Linked DNA regions of Homo sapiens: region 1 is linked to region 2. A link is a contact called in ENCODE Hi-C or POLR2A ChIA-PET data. All regions are on one chromosome and are shown on one strand. Each heading gives the region's core, a stretch centred on a gene start or an enhancer-like site at or near the end of the contact. The rest is flanking DNA. Distances are from core to core; before and after follow the strand shown. Region 1 overlaps CROCC (ciliary rootlet coiled-coil, rootletin). Region 2 has its middle 7.0 kb from the start of RNU1-2.

Region 1 (4,944 bases), core at 1,587-4,086, 57 kb before region 2:
AGGACACGGGTCCTGCCATGAGCATCCTGCCTTGGCCGCAGAGGGACACCAAAACTGCTCCGCAGCCATGAACTTGGTCACCACCCAAAAGGCCTCGCTCAGAGGTTCCCAAAGAAGCAGGCCTGCCCCTGGGGGCCTCCAGCTCTAGAAGGTCCCATCGTCTCAGGGTAAAAGTCCCCGTAGAGGCCTATAATGTCTATTGGAGCAAGCCCTTCGTCCCCAAATCTCACCCCCCTGCTTGATGCTCTGGGACTGCTGGCCCCTGCTGTCCACAGGACAGGCGCACCTCCACTCAGGACCTCCCTACTCGCCCCGAGTCCCCCTCCCAGCTGCTCGCTCACGTTCTCCCCTTACCCATCACCTCCTCAGTGAGGCACCTGCTGCCCCCGCATGAACTGCCCTAGCCCCTACCTTGGCTTTGCCCAATTTTTTTTTTTTTTTTTTTTCTGAGACGGAGTTTCGCTCTTGTTGCCCAGTCTAGAGTGCAATGGTGCGATCTCGGCTCACCACAACCTCTGCCTCCTGGTTTCAAGAGATTCTCCTGCCTCAGCCTCCCGAGTAGCTGGGATTACAGGCGTCTGCCACCACACTTGACTAATTTTTTGTATTTTTAGTAGAGACAGGGTTTCACCATGTTGGCTAGGCTGGTCTTGAACTCCTGGCCTCGAGTGATCCACCCGCTCCGGCCTCGCAGAGTGCTGGGATTACAAACATGAGCCAACGTGTCTGGCCATTTTCATCATTTTTAAGTGTACAACTGAGCGGCATGAATTACATTCACACTGTTGTGCAGCCATCACCATCATCTGTTCCCAGATCATCCCGACTGGAGGTCAGGAGTTTGAGACCAGCCTGTCCAACATGGTGAAACCCCATCTCTCCTAAAAAAAAAAAATATACATATATATATATGTATATTTATATACACACACACACATACACAAAAATTAGCCAGGTGTGCCGGGCACAGTGTCTCATGCCTTTAATCCCAGCACTTTGGGAGGCTGAGGTGGGCAGATCACGTAAGGTCAGGAGTTCAAGACTAGCCTGACCAACATGCTGAAATCCTGTTTTTTTTTTTTTTTTTTTTTTTTTTTGAGACGGAGTCTAGCTCTGTCGCCCAGGCTGGAGTGCAGTGGCGGGATCTCAGCTCACTGCAAGCTCCATCTTCCGGGTTCACGCCATTCTCCTGCCTCAGCCTCCCGAGTAGCTGGGACTACAGGTGCCTGCCACTGTGCCCAGCTAATTTTTTTTGTATTTTTAGTAGAGACGGGGTTTCACTGTGGTCTCGATCTCCTGACCTCGTGATCCGCCCACCTCTGCCTCCCAAAGTGCTGGGATTACAGGCATGAGCCACCGCGCCCAGCCTTGAAACCCCGTCTCTACTAAAAATACAAAAATTAGCCAGGCGTGGTGGCACACGCCTGTAGTCTCCCAGCTACTCAGGGGGCTGAGGCAGGAGAATCACTTGAACCCAGGAGGCAGAGGTTGCAGTGAGCCGAGATCGTGCTACTGCACTCCAGCTTGGGCAACAGAGCAAGACGCCATCTCAAAAAAAAACAAAAAGAATAATTAAAAACAATACAGTGTAACAAGTGTAAGATTTCCACTTAGCTGTATTTGGTATCCTAAGTAACCTAGAGATGACTGAAAGTATGTGGGAGTATATGGCAGGATGGAAGCTCAGAAAATCAGATAAGGAGTCAAAGGCATTAAGAGCCCTCCAGCCCCCGGTCCAGGAAAGGCACGGTGGCTCACGCCTGTAATCCCAGTGGGAGGATCGCTTGAGTCCAGGAGTTCAAGACTAGCCTGGGCAATATGGCAAAACCCCATCTCTACTAAAAACACAAAAATTAAGCAGACATTGTAGTGCACACCTGTAGTCTCAGCTACAAAGGAGGTTGAGGTGGGAGAATCACTTGAGCCCAGGAGGCACAGGCTGCCAAGGCAGAGGGAGCCAAGATCACACTACTGCACTTCAACTGAGGTGACAGAGTGAGATCCTGTCTCAAAAGTTGAAAAAAAAGAATCACCCCACTTCCCCAAAAAAATAAGTGGCCTAGACCGGGTGCCGTGGCTCATGCCTCTAATCCCAACCCTGAGAGGCTGAGACAGGAGGATCGCTTGAGGCCAGGAGTTTAAGACCAGCCTGGGCAACATAGTGAGACCCCGTCTCCACAAAAACTACAAAAATTAGCTGGGCGTGGTGGCACACCTGTAGTCCCAGCTACTCAGGAGGCTGAGGAGGGAGGACCACTTGAGCCCGGGAAACAGATGAGGCCTGGTCTAAAGAAAAAAGAAGCGCCCTTGAGAAGCACAGATCAGTGAAGGGAGGGGTCTCGGTGAGGGGACGGGGCTAAGAAGTGGACCTCAGTGGAGAGGTGTGGTGGGCTCCTTGAAAAAAAACAAAAACAAAAACAAAAACACCCTGCCATGTGGGGGCGGGGCCTCAGTGCGGCCCGCCCACCTCCCCCCTTCCCTGCGCGCGGCACTGCCCTTACCTTCTGCGGGTGCGTCCCGGGCAGGGGAACCGGGCACTGGCCGCGGGGCTGGGCTGGGCGCGCGACCGAGGCCGAGGCCCCGGCGCAGAGCCGAGCGCAGGCCACCCAGCTGGGCCTCCGCCGCGCGCCGCTGCACCTCCACGCGGGCCAGCTCGGCCTCCAGGCCTTGTGCCCGGCCCTCGGCTGCGCTCAGCCGCAGGCCCAGCTCTGCAGCCTCGGCCCGCGCCGCCTCCAGCTTCAGCTCCAGGCCGCGGGCGTGGTCCAGCTGCTGCTTTTCAGTGCCACGCGCCTCCTCCAGGGAGCCCAGCAGGCGTCGCTCGCGGGTCCGGAACTCGCCTTCTTGTTCCTGCAGCTTCCGCTGGGCTACCTGGAGCTGGAGTGATGCCAGGAGGTGGAGGTCGGCAAGACCTCTCCCAACCCGACGCCCCACCCCTAAGGCCCAGACTGGAGCCCACCATCCCTGACTGTGTGGTCAGTACAACCCTTTCTCCTTTAGTGCTCGCCACTCAAGCAGGCGGTGCAAAAACATCCCCGTGGGAGGAAATACTAGAACTTGTTTATTAATCTCTTTATTCTTTATACAAGCCTTGTAATGCCCATAGTTTATTAGTAATAACAGCTGGCATTTGAATACATAGGGCTTATCAGTGCCAGGCACTAAGTAACTTTCCAAAAAATATTAACTCTAATTACTACTCTATGAATCGATCTCACTTTACAGAAGATGAAACAGGCACAGAGATGCTAAGTAACTTGTCCAAGGCCAGAGTTAGTAAACTGCAGAGCTGGGATTCAAAGCCAGGCACTCTAGCTCCAAAGGCTGTTTTTTTTGTTGTTTTTGTGGGTTTTTGTTTGTTTGTTTTTGGAGACAGAGTCTAGCTCTGTCACCCAGGCTGGAGTGCAGTGGGGCAATCTCAGCTCACTGTAACCTCTGCCTCCTGGGTTCAAGTGATCCTCCCACCTCAGCCTCCGAGTAGCTGGGATTACAGGTGAGCACCACCATGCCCAGCTAATTTTTGTATTTTTAGTAGAGACAGAGTTTTGCCATGTTAGCCAGACTGCTCTCGAACTCCTGGCCTCAAGTGATCTGCCAGCCTCGGCCTCCCAAAGTGCTGGGATTACAGGTGTGAGCCACTGCGCCCGGCTGTTTTTGTTTCTGTTTTTTTTTTTGTTTTTTGTTTTTAATAGCTTGACAGCAGCTTATTAATCACATGTACTCACAGCCCTGGGGGGTGGGGGAAAGGCGGGGAGGCATACCACACGGGGCCACACGGGGGCTGTGGGCTGCACTTGAGAACACAGTGAACAGCCAGGAAGGTTAAGTGCCCACTGGTTCCAAAGGGAGCTGTGTCCAGAGGCTGTTCCCTTAACCACTAGGCTACATTGCCGCCCTTGCCCATAATTTATCAATAAATTTGCACACAATGGGGGCATGCACTAAAATATCATTTCCTGATGGGATGCATGGTCACACAGACACAAAGCCACCCCTGCCATTTAGAGAGTCAACCTCTCACGGTCACCAGTTTCACTGGAAACCCATCTACTGAGCAGCTGGTTGCCAGGACCTGTGCCAGGGCCCTTCATACATGCTCGGCTGTGCTAGCCCATCTCTCATGAGCGCTCTGAGGCACAGAGATGACGTGACTTGGTTCAGGCCACACAACAGATTCATGGCAATGAAACAGCCGGAAAAGGCAGAGCGGGTAGCCTGTGGGCTTTGGAGTCAGACAGACTTAGGTGGCTGTGTGACCTTGGGTAGATCCCTCGACCTCTCTGAGGGCTCTGTAAAATGGGGCTAATGGTAGGAAGGGTGTGGTGGCTCACACCTGTAATCCCAGCACTTTGGGAGGCCGAGGCAGGTGGATCACCTGAGGTCAGGCGTTTGAGACAAGCCTGACCAACATGGTGAAATCCTGTCTCTACTAAAAATACAAAAAATTAGCTGGGCGTGGTGGCAAGCACCTGTAATCCCAGATACTCGGGAGGCTGAGGCAGAAGAATTGCTTGAACCCAGGAGGCGGAGGTTGCAGTGAGCCGAGATGGTGCCAGCGCACTCCAGCCTGGGCGACAGAGTGAGACTCCATTTCAAAATAAATAACTAAATAAAAAGGGCTAACAGTACCTACCCCATAGGGCTGCTGGGGAAATCAAACAAGGTTGTATCTACAGGGCCTCTCCCTACCCATTTTGTGCCGGCACACAGTAGGCCCACTGTTCTTTGGGTTGTTGTTACTACAACTGGGGAAGAGTCTCAAGGAGTGGGGGAAGGAGCAAGCCCTAGGGAGTGGCCTTTCAGAATGGCCCCAGCATTGGGGTGCCCACCTGCTTCCTGCTGGGGGAAGGAAAGATGCACCAGCCTGCCCGCCTGCTCAGTTACCTCCTGCCGCATCACCTCCAGGCTGGCCTCGCCCTTCAGCAGCCTCTGCCGGAGGCCCAGGGT
Region 2 (5,078 bases), core at 13-2,512:
AAAAGAGAAGGTAATAAAAGCATTTGCTGTTTCTTGCTCTTATCCTTCCTAGGGATAACAGACTGTTAAGAGAGTCTCCAGAACTCATTTCTCAGCGATGTGGTTTTTCAGAAACTATCTGTTCCTGACCTTGCAGCCAAGCAAGTACAGGAAAATACTTTTTCTTTTTAATTTCTACCTTATTACTACAAGTTACAAAACAGAGGTTTCCACGTTTGGAAAAATAAGAGACAACAACATAGCCATAGAATGCATAGCCCTCAGCCTTACAGTAAACCACTTTGATAACCATAACATGTGCTCTACATACCACACATGTGAACTTCCGCCCCGCCACAGCTCCATACGCCTCACCCTTTACACGCACGGTCACTTGCCCCGAGCACCACCCCAGCCAATCCCCAATCACCCTGAGCCCTCCTAGCCCTAACGCACAGCTAGGACGCTCACGTCCAGCCAGCGGTCCCGGACTTGCTCCTACAGCACGGGAAATCCTTCATGGCGAAGCAGCAGCCCCTGCGCTGCCTCATCTACATAGAAACGCCCTATCGGTGATGTCACCAACAGTGCCTTTCCCAGTCCCCTTCTGTTCTTCCGCCCCACCCTCCTCCACTCAGCCCACCAACCCGGTGCCGCAGCCGGCGGGGGAAGTGACGTCCGCCTGTCCCTCCTTTCTGTCTCGCCCTTGTCTTTTGGGGAGGTGCGCCGAGACCCTGCATCTAGTCTCCCCCGAAGAAGTGATTACTTAACCTGTGTCCTGCGGAGGACCCTTCTGGCGGGCAGCTGGAAGCCTGTGCACCCGTCTTCAAATAATGGCTTTTAATAGCAGACTGGAACGTTTCGGATTACAAAGCAAACCGGACCCTTTCAAACCTGGTTATCTTTGTGAAGTAGCATTCCACTTAAAATTGGGAGCCCTTTAATAACAGAGAGAAATCATGTCTATGAAACTAGAGAAGCTGCTCAGATAACTGCAAACCAGCCATCCTTACTGGTTTTACGAGTAGTAGTGTTATAAAGAAAGTTGTCCAGTTTTATGAGTCTTGTAGGTTTGTTTTTTTGTTTTTCAAATACAGTAGTGTACAAAAAGGAAGCAGAATGTGGTTGCTGTCTCAATGTAATGCCTCGCTGGGCCTGAGAATTTGAAAATAAAAAAGTTCTCTTCTTTCCCCATTCTCCCTTTAGATGAAAAGTCTTTCTTGGCCGGGCGCGGTGGCTGACGCTTGTAAGCCCAGCACTTTGGGAGGCTGAGGCGGGCCGATCACGAGGTCAGGAGATCGAGACCACGGTGAAACCCCGTCTCTACTAAAAATAAAAAAAAAAAATTAGCCTGGCGTGGTGGCGGGCGCCTGTAGTCTCAGCTACTCGCAGAGGCTGAGGCAGGAGAATGGCGTGAACCCGGGAGGCGGAGCTTGCAGTGAGCTGAGATCGCCCACTGCACTCCAGCCTGGGCGACAGAGCGAGACTCCGTTTAAAAAAAAAAAAAGTATTTCTTGAAAGCATTGTCGATCAAAAGCTGTGTCCCTCCTTGCCAGAATGGCTCATTCCCAGATAGTCCTGTCCCACACGGGGGTCAGGGGAGGGAAGGAGACCTCTCTTTTTAACAGCGTCCAAAAGCTGAACTGGTGTGGCATCACAACATGGAAAAAAAAAAAAAAAAAGAGAGAGAGAGAGAGAGAGAGATATCTCGGCCAATTCTATAGTTGCTGTCACTTGTTGAATCATCTCTAGTTTTCAGAGTACCATGAATTTAGTTTCTCAAAAGAAGTAAAACAATGAGAAATACATAACATTAATAATTTGAGTAGTAGAAATATAATGCATACAAGAATGATCATCACAAAGAGAATCTGTATCCTGGAACAGTAAGGGAACCAGGGAACTGGGATTTGATGTTTCAGCCAACTGAAAACATCAGGGAAAACATCAAACCCCATTTCTTCTTTAGTGATTTCTTGCAGCCAAGTGGCTTCTTTTCTGATTTTTTCTAGAGAAGGTTCTACTACATGGGAAATGTATATGTATATGCAACAAAAGGTATTTGCCACCACACATCTCCCTGCTCAGCTAAATGTATCACCTAAAGTGATGTGATTATCTAGTACAACCTTAGCCAGTGACTAAATACCTTTTTATAGAGCTGCAAAAGAGGCCGCAGTTTCATCAGCAATGTTTTTCTTTCTTTTTCTTTTTCTTTCAGAGACAGTGTCTGGCTCTGTGGCTCAGGCTGGAGTGCAGTGGCGCCATCATAGCTCACTGCAGCCTCAAACTCTTTGGCTTAAGTGATTCTCCTGTCTCAGCCCCTGAGTCACTGGGATTACAGGCCAGAGCCACCATGCCTGGTTTTCATCAGCAATGTTTCCTGAGGTTACAAAAAGATTTGTAATCCTGGGAGGAAACACTCCCTTGAAGCAAGTGTTCTCCCCAAAAAAATGCAAGGAGCTATCTTCTTGATAGCCAGGCAGATAATTCTCAGGTTTTGCCCCACAGAATCTCTATCTAAAATAGAGCAGTGGTCATGCCTAGTGAAAAGTTTGAGGGAACTCGCCCAATGTTGGGTTTCTTCAGAGCCATATATATAGATATAACCAAATATCCTAAAAGACACTGCCCTTCATCATTCCATGCCGTTAGACATTTACAGGACCATGGATGGTGATCTCCTCCAGACAAAAATAAATGCTGGTGCAGAACAGGTAAGTGTATTATAATTTGAGTACATCAGCTTTTGGGCATTTTAAACCATGGGTCAGACATGTTAGAGCAAGAGGGCAGGTTGATAGCAAGAGGGAGTGTTTTTCTTTTAATTTTCCAATAGCAAAGTGATGTTTGCCACTGTCATTTCAGAGTGAGGTGACAATTTGTTGTTGTTTGGTTTTGTGGGTTTTTTGTTTGTTTGTTTTTGAGACAAGGTCTCACTGTCACCCAGGCTGGAGTGCAGTGGCATGATCAGGGTTTACTTCTGCTTTGACCTCACATATTCAAGCAAACCTCCTTACTAATCCTCCCGAGTAGCTGGGACTACAGGCACGTGCCCCCACACCCTGGGGTGTGAACTGGGATTTGATGTTTTCAGTTGGCTCTCTAATGGAATAGGTTCCCTTACTCTTCTAGAATCAGATTGTCTTCATGATTATCATTCTTGTGTGCATTATACTTCTACTACGCTGCTGATTTTTTCTTTTTTTTTTTAATTTTTATTTTTGAGACAGTCTTTCTCTGTCACCCAGGCTGTATTGCACTGGCAGGATCTTAGCTCACTGCAACCTCTGCCTCCTGGGTTCAAGCGATTCTTTTCCTTCAGCCTCCTGAGTAGCCACCTGGCTGATTTTTGTATTTTTAGTAGAGACAGGGTTTCACCATGTTGGCAGGCTGGTCTCGAACTCCTGACCTCGAGTGATCCGCCCGCCTTGGCCTCCTATAGTGCTGGGATTAAAGACATGAGCTACCACACCTGGCTCTCAAACCATTTTAATTAAGCAAAGACAGATTTGTCTGGCTTTTTAGTACAATGCTGAATTATCCTCCAATCTATATTTTTAGGAAGGACCTGGGGAGTGGCAACATGGAGATATTTGGTGAAAATGTGAACCTTTCATGTTCTGCTTCAGTCCCTTTTTGAAAATCCTTCCAATTTGCCTTTGCAACCAGTTAGTGGCCTTGCCTTCTTCACCAGCATGTGAATTGATTGATAAAGGTCAGAATATTTGGGCTCAAAGGTTTCAACAGTTAAGTCAAATTTTCTGCCAGAGCCTATAGAATCTCGGAGCCTGCTTTAGAAACAGAAGAGTGAAATGTATTTAAGTTTAGATCAGGGAAGTCCTTTATAATATTCTTAATTCACGTTTTGGTGAAGTGGTATACACAATGGTAGGCTCCCCTCTTCCTGTGGGTTTGGGTTTTACCTTTAAAGGGGCTGTCAGAACAGAAGTTTTGGGGAAGTGGCCAGAGCCCTGGGGACTTTCCCCAGGTGGTGGTGATGGAAGAAGAAGCAAGGCAGGACAGGAAGGCTCAGGTAAGAAAGACTATGCAGGTGCAGGGGCAGGAGGAGAAGGAGCAGCTGGAGGTGAAAGAGACAAAGCCTCCTCAATATTTCTCAATTCAGAAAACATGACAGTTTACCTCCTTCAGCTTACTTCCTCAATGGAGGCAATTTTCTCAGTTTTTTTAGAAATTTTAGAAATTTAGAAATTTCTAGGTCTCACTGGAAGTAATCTCCCATTTAATTTGTCTGGTTCTAAAACCAAATTTCTCTGTTTTTATTTTTATTTTTTTGAGACAAGGTCTCACTATGTCACCCAGACTGGAGTGCAGTGGTGTGATCTCGGCTTACTGCACTCACCGCTTGCTGCATGACGGCCAATAAGTCCAGGGATAAGGTGTAGGGGCAGGGAAGGTGACTTTATTCCAGAGAGCCACCAAACTGAACAGATGGTGAACTAACATCCTAAAGAACCATCTTAAATTAATATGATTTTCAGGTTCCTTGTACGTTAGGGAAGGGAGGAAGAAGGAGGCGGTTGAGGTGAAGAGGTCTGACAATGACAGACATATGGGCTGCAGTGAGAGCCCAAGGGGATGGTGAAAATTCTTTGTCCTTTGTCAGGTCACACTGCTCTTATAAATCTTCAACAACCTGCCTATCTTCTCAGGAGTTAGTTTGGGGAAAGGATTATTATCATCTGTGCTTTAAAGTTAAACTGTAAGCTAAATCCCTCCCATAGATAGCTTGGCCTATGTGCAGAAAGAAGAAAAAGCAGTTAGCCTGAAAGACATCACCACAGGGTAGGAAGGGTTAGGAGCAAAATGCAGTCAGTCATGCTGGGCCTCCTTTTCATTGCCATATATTTAATTTACTTGAACACATAATTTTAATTTTTTATACTTTATTTTTATTTATTTATTTATTTTTTGAGACCGAATCTCACTTTGTTGCCCCCCCAGGCTGGAGTGCAATGTCGCGATCTTGGCTCAGTGAAACCTCTGCCTCCCGGGTTCAAGCAATTCTCCTGACTCAGCCTTCTGAGTAGCTGGGATTACAGGAGCCCCCCACCATACCCGGCTAATTTTTGTATTTT

Evidence for each region. Hi-C counts contacts between places; a loop is a spot of excess contacts on that map. ChIA-PET counts read pairs that join two places held with the same protein, here RNA polymerase II (POLR2A). Pooled maps may share reads with other maps.
Region 1: a loop to region 2 is called in a map of naive thymus-derived CD4-positive, alpha-beta T cell, with 4 times the contacts of the local background. The contact joins two enhancer-like sites. A Hi-C loop is called at or near these places in 3 of 168 maps with a recorded cell type or tissue (CD4-positive, alpha-beta memory T cell, Caco-2 and naive thymus-derived CD4-positive, alpha-beta T cell), 1 of 37 single-sample maps with no recorded cell type and 12 of 50 pooled maps. POLR2A ChIA-PET finds 5 or more read pairs at or near these places in 18 of 52 experiments (AG04450, CD4-positive, alpha-beta T cell, CD4-positive, alpha-beta memory T cell and 14 more).

What each region holds. Positions count from the first base shown.
Region 1 is chr1:16,958,688-16,963,631 of GRCh38, reverse strand. It overlaps CROCC (ciliary rootlet coiled-coil, rootletin), which reads right to left. Exons shown (of 37, transcript NM_014675.5): 26 at 4,882-4,944; 27 at 2,502-2,874. Among named protein-coding and RNA genes, the nearest start is that of MFAP2, 19 kb to the left of the region's middle. RefSeq lists a silencer at 2,433-2,622. Within about 2 kb of position 2,836, at least 23 of the 41 ENCODE cell types and tissues checked have a DNase peak (open chromatin) inside an H3K27ac peak, as active enhancers do; they include HCT116, where a contact is called at or near this core.
Region 2 is chr1:16,900,434-16,905,511 of GRCh38, reverse strand. No RefSeq gene overlaps it. Among named protein-coding and RNA genes, the nearest start is that of RNU1-2, 7.0 kb to the right of the region's middle. RefSeq lists a silencer at 1-198 and enhancers at 1-578, 735-784, 885-934, 579-1,218, 1,405-1,684. Within about 2 kb of position 1,262, at least 41 of the 41 ENCODE cell types and tissues checked have a DNase peak (open chromatin) inside an H3K27ac peak, as active enhancers do; they include HCT116, where a contact is called at or near this core.